Linked DNA regions of Homo sapiens: region 1 is linked to region 2. A link is a contact called in ENCODE Hi-C data. All regions are on one chromosome and are shown on one strand. Each heading gives the region's core, a stretch centred on a gene start or an enhancer-like site at or near the end of the contact. The rest is flanking DNA. Distances are from core to core; before and after follow the strand shown. Region 1 holds the start of LINC02296 (long intergenic non-protein coding RNA 2296). Region 2 holds the start of FLRT2-AS1 (FLRT2 antisense RNA 1).

Region 1 (5,056 bases), core at 2,446-4,945, 2.1 Mb after region 2:
GCAACCAGGCCTTCTAGAAGTTAGGACATATTACACTGCCTCTGTATTTCAGACAAGGTGATACTGGTACACGAATATACAAACAGATCAGTAGAACAAAATACAAAGTCTAGAAGTCAAGCCAAATACCAGTGAAAGCTTAATATAAGATAAAAATGTTATCTTAAATCATTGGAACAATGATAAACTTTTCAAATAAAGAGTTCTGGGACAACTATAAAGTCACTTAGGAAAAGATCAATACCTCACACCATACACTAGAATGAACTCCAGATGGATCAGGAATCTAAATGCAAAGAAGGAAGAAGAGAAGGAAGCATACAGGTCTCAGAGAAAAACACAAGAGAATTCCCTTTTAACCTCAGTATACAGTAAGCTTTCTAACTTAGTATAGCAATAAAAGATTGATAAATGTGATTGCATAAACTTTTAAAAATCTTTTTATAGAGGAAAAAATGTCAAATCAAAGTAAAAAGATAATTGACTCCCTGGAAGAAAGTATATGGAAAAAATACCAAAGAGAAACTTAAAAAAAAAAAAAAAAAACTCTTAAAAATTGAAAAGTAAAGAACCAAAATCCCAATAGAAAAGTGGAGAAAAGGTATCAACAGACCATTCACAAAAATTAAATAAAAATAGCCCTCAAATAATAAATAATGTTAAAGCTCACTCATAATTAGAGAAATGACAATTTTAATAAACAGTGAGATACCATTTCTCACCTATTAGACTGACAGAACAAAATGTATGAGAACACATTCTGTTGGTTATGTTTTTAGGAAATAGGCACACTCATACATTGCTGGTGGGAATGCAAACTGGTATAAACCTCCGGGAGACTTCTGGCATTGTCTAATAAAACTACATAGAATTACATTTTAACTCAGCAATTTCACTTCTAGGAATTTACAGTAGACCCCATTATACACAGGGAATATATTCCAACACTGCCTTTGGATGCCTGAAACCATGGATAGTACAAACCCTATCGATATTATGTTTTTACCTGAAAACACATATGTATGATAAAGTTTAATTTATAAATTAGGCACTGTAAGAGATTAACAGCAATAACTAATAACAAAATAGAATAATTGTAACAGAATACCCTTCATAATTTCACAAAAGAAACACTTGTTCTTAGTGAAGATTTTAGCAACCTCAGCATATGATTTTTAAAATTTTCTTATAAAGTTGCAAACTTTCATCCTTTCTCTTGATGGAAGCACTTCCTGGCTTCTCTTTGGCAATTCTGAATTACCGACATCACTCGTCTTGCACTTTGAGGCCCCTTATTAAATATAAAGGTGACTTGAGGCCGGACGCAGTGGCTCATGCCTGTAATCCCAGCACTTTGGGAGGCCGAGGCAGGTAGATCACGAGGTCAGGAGATCGAGATCATCCTGGCCAACATGGTGAAACCCCGTCTCTACTAAAATACAAAAAATTAGCTGGGTGTGGTGGCACACACTGGGGAGGCTGAGGCAGGGGAATCACTTGAACCCGGGAAGCGGATGTTGCAGTGAGCTGAGAGCACACCACTGCGCTCCAGCCTGGGCGACAGAGTGAGACTCCATCTCAAAAAAAAAAAAAAAAGTGATTTGAACAGAAGCACTACAGTACAGCGACAGTTGATCTGATCACTGAGACAGCTACTGTGTGACTCACAGGTGGTGGAATAAGCCATGTGGAGATGGCAGACAAAGGGGGGATTCACATCCTGGGCAGGATGGAGTCGGACGATGCAAGACTTCATCATGCTTCTCGGAAGGGCACTGAGTTTAAAACTTATGAATTGTGTGTTTCTGGAATTTTCCATTTAATATTTCTGGACCATGGTTGACCGCAGGTAGCTGAAATAGCGCAAAGTGAAACGAGAGACACTACTGTATAGAAAAGACCCAACAGCGAAATGTAACGTGAGATACTAGGCTAAATCGCAGACCAGAAAAAGGGAACCATATTTGTGGGGAGATCAGTGAAATACAAATAAAGTCCATGGATTCATTAACACTATTGTAACCACATCAATATCCTGATGCTAGTGATTATACAATGGTTATGTCATTTGTCAGCATTAGAGAAGGCAGGTGAAGCATGTTTGGGAACTCTGTACTATTTTTGTGACTTTCCTCTAAGTATAAATTTATCCCCCACTCCAAAAAAAAAAGGTCATACGGAATTCTAAAAATTGTGTCATGGAATAAAGCAAAAGTAGGTTTATTTTCAATTAAATAACAAAGGACTGTCTTTTATCATTACATGCAATGAAAATTAAATGTACAGGTGATGGGCTCCAGGGCAAGGAGGACAGAATCTCTCTCTCTCTCTCTCTCACACACACACACACACACACACACACACACACTTCTGCTAAGAAACACAAAGCAATAAAACAGCCAACAGGTTGTTGACCTAAGCACTGAGTAAGCCTAAGCACAGGGACGGTATAACTAATATACTTTGGGTCCAGAAGAGACAGAATGACTTACATATAGAAATGGCTGGTATTATTTATCTTGATCTAAAGCAAATGAATTATGCTATAAATAAACACCAAAAAATGCTGGCCAGGCACAGTGGCTCACGCCTGTAATCCCAGCACGTTGGAAGGCTGAGATAGGTGGATCACCTGAGGTTAGGAGTTCGAGACCAGCCTGGCCAACATGGTGAAACCCCGTCGCTACTAAAAATGCAAAAATTATCCAGGTGTGGTGGCACGCTCCTGTAATCCCAGCTACTTGGGAGACTGAAGCAGGAGAATCCCTTGAACATGGGAGGCGGAGGTTGCAGTGAGCCGAGAATGGGCCACTGCATTCCAGCCTAGACAACAGAGCAAGACTCCATCTTAAAAAAAATACAAGAAAGATAGAAACACATAAAACTGCAACTTTTTAAAAACGCTTTACATCCATGAGCATTTACTCTATTATGTTTCCATTACATTTTGCCCCTTGAGAAAATTAGAACAGCAAATGCCCTCCACACAGAACATTTCCCACCACTACAGCCACCTTCTTCAAGCATGAGGAGAAAGTGTTGCTCTATAAAACCCAATTCTCTATGAATGGCTGTCATACGAAACTGAGAAAATGGAGTGAGACAGATTCCAAAAAGATTAATGACAAGCACAATCAGCATTAATTATTGTGAGTTAAGTTTCATTTCCTGGAAATAATCACAGTGATGGAATATTTCCATTGAATTAGTTACTGCCATTGGGATTGACTTGGCTGAGTGAATTCCAAATTATATTTCTCTATACTTTTAATATGGAACAGAAAAATGAAAGAATTTTACAGTGTACATGACTTAGATTTCACCATTAACATTTTTAGCTTATCAATTATCTAACCATTTACTCTACTGTCTATACATCCATCCATCTTATTTCTGATGCATTTCAAAGTTAACTCTATACATCCATATACTTTCCCCTAAACATTCTAGGATGCATCTCATTATCTAGTAAATTCCAACATAACCCCCCTACTTTATGGGTCTATTGACTGCAATGCAGTTAGCAGCTATTGAATTTTATCCTCACCTCTGCTTCCGACCTTGAATGTAAAGGCAGCCTGATCCACAAAGACGGTCATATCGGAAGTCCTGAAATCTCAGTACTGGTCCCCAACTGCTGTGCCAGACAGACCCTTCACTTCTAGTCATTTAGAATCACTATGATGCAAGAACCCACTCACCTACATACTCTAAGGTGGGTGGAGAGAACAGGAGACTGGTTATTTTTTCATAGGCATGGACAGTGCCTGTACATCTATATATAGGACATGATTAATATGAAATTAATTCAATATTGACAGGACATTGTGGTGAGGTAAGAACATTTAATCTGTAAGAGTCTGTTCAAATTTGTATATGTATATGACTATTTCTTAGGAGAGTTTCGTAGCTTACATATTTTCAAATACATCAGTGACTAAAGATATTGAGAGCCACTGGTCTAACACTTCCCTCCTTCAGACAGTGGGCATTAGTAATTCCAGATTGCGTTATCTCTTTTGCCTGCCACATCCCACCATTGACTTATATTTAGCGTACTTCAACCAAAGCCCCAATTTATTTTCCCCACACTATACTTTTACTGTAGATCTTTTTTGTTTACTTGTCTATCCTGGTGATTAGTGAGTAACTTTGTCCATTAAGCCAACTTGGATGCATCATTAACCAGAAAAAAGAGAAAACAGGTAGTGAAAAGTCAATAGTTTGTGATATTTACGACACCCCTCAGAGTGTGAACAAAAGAAATATGGTTCTGGCATTGTGACTCCAGTCTTAACCCTATGAGTCATTATTTGGAAAACTAGTGAGTTACATCTTCCAGTTACCTTTCTGTGCAGAAAAATCCCTCAGGAAGTAATAAATACAGGAAAGCATCTTGGATTCATCCAGCCCCCTACTGTGTCGGCTGTTATGATCCTGAATTGTAGACCATTTCTTCCACACTGCCTGGATCTCCCATAGAATCCAGCACAATACTGTGTCCAGAGCAGGGGCTCAGTAAGCTCTTATTTTACTGGAATATCCAACCAAGGGCCAGTTTGGAATTTACCTATATTACAGAAATATTAACCTTCTTGAAGACCAACATTTTGGGAACAGCAAGACCCTAAAAACTTCTAATTAAAATAAAGTTGCCCAATTAAAGTGACCTTTGGCTGAAAGGTAATGAAACCATATTTTCTAATTTCATTGTTCCAAACCAGCCTCTCCTACTTTCAGAAGGAACATCACTTTTAGGCAGGGGGGTTCTTCCTTTCAACTTTTATTTTAAGTTCAGGGGTACAAATGCAGGTTTGTTACATAGGTAAGCTTGTGTCATGGGGGTTTGTTGTAAAGATTATTTCATCACCCAGGTATCAAGCCTAGTACCCAGTAGTTACTTTTCCTGATCTTGTCCCTCCTCTCACCCTTCACCCTCTGAAAGGCCCCAATGTCTGTTGTTCCCGTCTTTGTGTCTATGTGTTCTCATCAGTTAGCTCCCACTTATGAGAACATGCGGTATTTGGTTTTCTGTTCTGTGTTAATTTCCTAAGGA
Region 2 (4,738 bases), core at 514-3,013:
TGGGCGCTGGAAGCCAGCCACGGGCGTCTTGCCACGCGAGTGCCCCTAGACAGCAACACACCCACTGGAAACGCACGTGAACAAAGCTCTCGCCCCCGGGAGCCGCTGCCTGCGGTTTCCTAGTCGATCCCAGCTTCTCTAGGGAGTGTCAGGCGCACACAGGGTTAAGTTAGTTCCCTCCCTGGTAGGAGGGAGAGGAGGAGGAGGGGAAAAGCAGCATACTGTCTCAGGCTGGGTACCTTGTAGTTAGTTGTACGTTCGAAACCTGTCGCCGTCACTTGCGCGTTTGGCATTATCCATTGTCACCGCGGAGGAACGAGCGCTCGAGATATCATCAGTGCCCGCAAATCTCCGCGCCAAGGCGCTGAGCTACTCCTTTCCGAGGTGCGCCTCTGGTCCTCCGTCCCTGGTGCCCAGCAGCGGCGAGGCGGCATCTCCGCTCCCGCCGCCGTGTCCACCGAGCCCTGGGATCAGGGTGGCAGTTCTCAACGATGGGCAGGAGGGACCTCGGCGGCGACCCCTAAAACAATACCATGCCCCGGGATCCCCGCTGCTGCCGCGCCAGCGTCTTCCCTTTCCACCTCCCTGACCCTGTCGGATTCGGATGAGCCCATTGCAAGGAGAAGACGCAGCCGTCAGGTAAAAGGGGCTGCGTTGCCAGGTGAAGTTTCCAGTAACCGGCCGAGCTGCTGCTACGCTGGCACCACGCTGTCTCTTCGGGGGATTTTTTTTTTTTGAAAGAGCTGGGGGTGGTCATCTTAAGTGGGGTGCTCTAGGCTTTGTCTTTCACCTGGAGAGAAAATAGGCAGCTTAGCTCTCTCTCGACTTTGGGGACATCTGTCTGCTGGTCGAATCCACCTCCTCTACGGAGCATCATGACTGAGTTCTGGGTCAAAACGCAAATTTTCTTGCCTGGTAGATGCATCGATGCTAAATTGGGGTTCTCAGTGCCCCTAACCTTGTCAGAGTTCAGTCTCCTACTTCCCTAGATTGAATCTCTTAACTTTCACCAGTAACAACCCTCTCCCCTCCACAAGCTGTTGTTAATGTCACCAGCGTTATTATCAGGCTGTTGTATCTAAAGACACCAACCTACTACCTGCCCGTAATCTGGGATCTATTAGCAGTTAAACAGATGCGGTGGATACTAATTCCTTTTCCTTCCAGTTGGTGGGGGCGGGTGGGGCTTTTTCCAAAACCAAGTCCCTTCCAGCCCTGCTTGTCCTCTTCGGGCTGGCGGGCACTGAGCTGGGGCCATCACGCCTTTCTAGAGCGCCTGCGGAGGTGGCGAAGGCTTGGAGAGCATACGAGGCGGAATCCGGATCGAGTGAGTTCCTTGAGCCGCTTGCGTGGGACGCAGGGAGAGGGCGAATAACGCCCTCAGGCGCTGAATGCAGGGGCAAGGAGCCAGCGAGGGTGGCTGGAGCAGGCCTTGCCAGCTGTTACCAAGTCTCTCCACAGGCTTGGGGGCTTGGGGCCTCCTGGAAAGATCCCTCCGCCGCGCTGACCAGTACGGGGCTCGCTCCCGCACTTTGAAGGCTGCCGCGGTCTTTCGTCATTTATAATCAAGCCCAAGATCAAGGTTGCAAGCTGAGGTCGGGGTACTGACAACGGGAATGAAGCCATAGGGGAAGAGGATAACTGGGACGGGCTGGACCCATACTTGATACCCGGGAAACTCCTAGAGCGTGTGGTGCTCCTGCCAGCGGCAGTTACTGGTGGAGCTGAGGCCACCGCTACTGTCGTCGTTGGCGCTTTGCTTCTGGAACCTCCCAGCAAGATGGCACTCACTGTCTGTTCCCTTCCGATTAGCACCCCCAGCCGCGCTCCCTCCTCCCCGGGATACGTATTAGTCACATACTGTGGGGAGAAGATGGGCTATGTAAATGTAAGTCAACGCGCTTTCCCAGCCACCTTTGCATAATGCAACAGGAACAGCGACCCGCGCGCACGAACCGGGTAGTGTGCGCGTGTGTGTGCTCGCGTGTGTGAGCGCGTGTGCCAGCGTGCGTCTCCGCGCGGGCGTGCGTCTGGGTGGATCCTTGCGTGGCTTGGGAGGCAAATCGGGCGTTTCTCCAAGTCGTCTTAACATGATTTAGGCTCTCAAATACGTGAAAGCGGTAGACACAACAGGGATGCGAAGGAAATAAAAAACAATTGGGGAAGTGGTGCCAAGTCACTCAGGCTTTGAACTGAGGACGAGTAGTGCGGTCGCGCCTGGGGCGCGTCCGGAAATCATCCTCAGCCTGTGGCGGCCACTGCCCCACTTAAACTCTTCTGCGGGGAGAGTTGAGCGGATCCCTGGGGGGTTGGTCCTGGGCTAGTTTTAAACTCTCCGGTTGCATCTCGCGTGGCCCCACCGACGGCGCGTCTCGGCGTAGCTCTTGGCGCGGGCTCGTTCTCCCTCTTCTGTTCAGATTCAGCCTCACCGGACTTGTTACAACATGACAGCAACTTACTGGAGGCAGGAAGAGCAGCACGAAATAAGATGAGAAAACCAAAAACATCTCCTCCTTCCTAAATAGAGACGTGCACCTAGCTTTTTTTACTTGTTTGTTTGTTTTTTACATTACCCTTTAACCTTTGGAAAGAGACTGCGAAGTGGAAACGTTGCCTGTACAGAAATCAGGCTTCTTAGCTGTCAAGACTGTTTCCTAATCTTTAGGCTGAATCTTTCTTTGTCCGCTGCAATCTATGGGGAAATTTAACAACGCTCTTGCCAGAAGCAGCCAGGTTGAAGGAAGAAAGTGGGGGTGTTTAAATTAATCCTATTAAATTTTGGATTACTCCCCCAGTTAAAGTCATTTAAGGTGGTCCAGGATGAGGGAACTAGTGATGGGGTGAGGAGTGGGGGGCACATCACCAAGGTTGCCTGCATTTGAAATAACGCCATTTTGGTTGAGAGGTTTGCTGTATTTTACCCTCTAATCTCACATTTCGATCATTTCTCAGTGTCTAAGTAATAGATCCTCCCTCTTGGCAGTACACCATTAAGCAGGTATGGGGAATTCTCCTTTCAGGGTTCAGATGGTGACATTATCCCTAAGGACTGGTGGTAGGAACGGCATGTGCCGGGTAGATAGAGAGAAGGTCAGGGTGGCATCTGCCGGGTTAGCCAGGCGCTCTTCAACTCTTTTCAGAGAGGACAGGGTTAAAAGCCAAGTCTGACTTTGCCTCTTGGAAATCACTGGGTAGCAGCCGCGCCTCCCAAGCATTCTTTAAACCAGAAAAGTAGGAGGGACTCCGGGAGAGAGGGAGGGAATGAGGGAGGGAGAGAAAGAGGGCTCCAGGAGCGGAGCGCGCCAGAGCGCGAGGGACGGAGGGAGAGGAGGAGCGCGGGAGCTGCGGAGGCGATCCCGCGAATTCATTACTGTAAACATATCCGGGGGTGTCAGGAGGGGTAGGGGTGGGGGCCGCGGCGCCTACATTAGCCCGGCCGCGTCGGATTGAGGCAGTAGTGTGGTCTGAGCAGCCTCCAGACCCACGCCGGGCGGGCGCAGCACTTGGAGCGAGCCCTGCGCCCGCCCCCGCGCAGCGCCGCACGCCCGGCTCCGAGCTGTCCGCACACACGCGTCGGAGGAGAGCCCGCCTAGCTCTCCCGCCGAGTCCCGGGATCCTCCAAATCCGAGGAGCTCCGGCGCCGCGGGGCAGCTTTCTGCCGCCTTCCCCGCTCGCTGTACTTCTTTTGGGGTTCGTTGGCTTGGCGAAGCGGAGAGGGGGAGGCGGAGGAGGAGAGAAGGCGGGGGTCGCGGCGGCCGAAGCCAAGAGAAAGTGGCATGCCCGAACCCTGGAGGCGGTGGTGGCGGAGGACGGGGGAAGACGATGCCGCAGCTCCGTAGGGGACGTAGGCGAGAGCAAGCGAGGCGAGCTGGGCGCCCCGGCCCCGGCCCGCTGCGGGGAGGCGCGCGCCGCTCTGAGGCTCCGGCCTCCGCACCCCCGCGCCCCGACGCTGCGGGCGACAGGGCTTGGCTCCAGCAGCCGCCGCCGTCGCCGCCGCCGCCACCCGGAGGACCCAGCAAAAGTTTGGATCTGGGGGAGGGCGCGGCGCTGAGCGGGATTACCACCAGGGCTGGAAGGAGACCTCGAGAACCTTTGCAGGTAACGCGCGCCCCCAACCCTCTTCTTCCATGCCCCGCCGCTGCGCTCCCGCTTCCTCCCAGAGCCCTTCCTGGCCCTCGCGGGTCTGGCAGAAAGTAAGAGGGAGGCGAAGTTCAAGATCCCGGGGATGAGCACCGAGCGCTGGCAGATCACTAGTCACGTTAGAGGGGCAGCTGTGCTGAGAGGCAAATTCCCCCAGGAGTGGGTGAGAACCCTCAGCCCCAGCTGGTGCCTCATCTTGTAGCTCTTTGGAAATTTGGAACGTGAATCCAGGGGCTTTTAGTATTCTTCAGTCCAGAGAAATGGTTCATGGATTTCACTTACCGCACGCTCCCCCCTTCACACTCTCACCCGTTTAGCATTTTTAAAAAATGATTTGAGCCCACTCCCTACTCTCCTGCTTCGTTTAGCTGGACAGCAAATTTCAGGGGTGAAATATTGCAAGCAAAGAGGAAAAAATATCCTTTCCCCTTTTGACATCCCTGGAATCCTCCTTCCCTCCCTTCACCTTCTGGCATCATAAAATAGGAACTTTAGAAGTTACATTTTCAGGGGTGAGGTGAAACGTGTTAGCTATTGGTGATGTGAATTTGCCACGACTGTCCGTATGTGTGTCTGTGTGTGTGCGTGTGTTTGGGGG

What was found. Hi-C counts contacts between places; a loop is a spot of excess contacts on that map.
Region 1: a loop to region 2 is called in a map of IMR-90, with 8 times the contacts of the local background. The contact joins the promoter of LINC02296 here to the promoter of FLRT2-AS1 in region 2. A Hi-C loop is called at or near these places in 2 of 168 maps with a recorded cell type or tissue (A673 and IMR-90).

What each region holds. Positions count from the first base shown.
Region 1 is chr14:87,609,768-87,614,823 of GRCh38, forward strand. LINC02296 (long intergenic non-protein coding RNA 2296) reads right to left here and starts at 3,696. Exons shown (of 16, transcript XR_007064294.1): 1 at 3,548-3,696.
Region 2 is chr14:85,529,896-85,534,633 of GRCh38, forward strand. FLRT2-AS1 (FLRT2 antisense RNA 1) reads right to left here and starts at 1,764. Exons shown (of 2, transcript NR_184170.1): 1 at 1-1,764. FLRT2 (fibronectin leucine rich transmembrane protein 2) reads left to right here and starts at 249. Exons shown (of 2, transcript NM_013231.6): 1 at 249-639.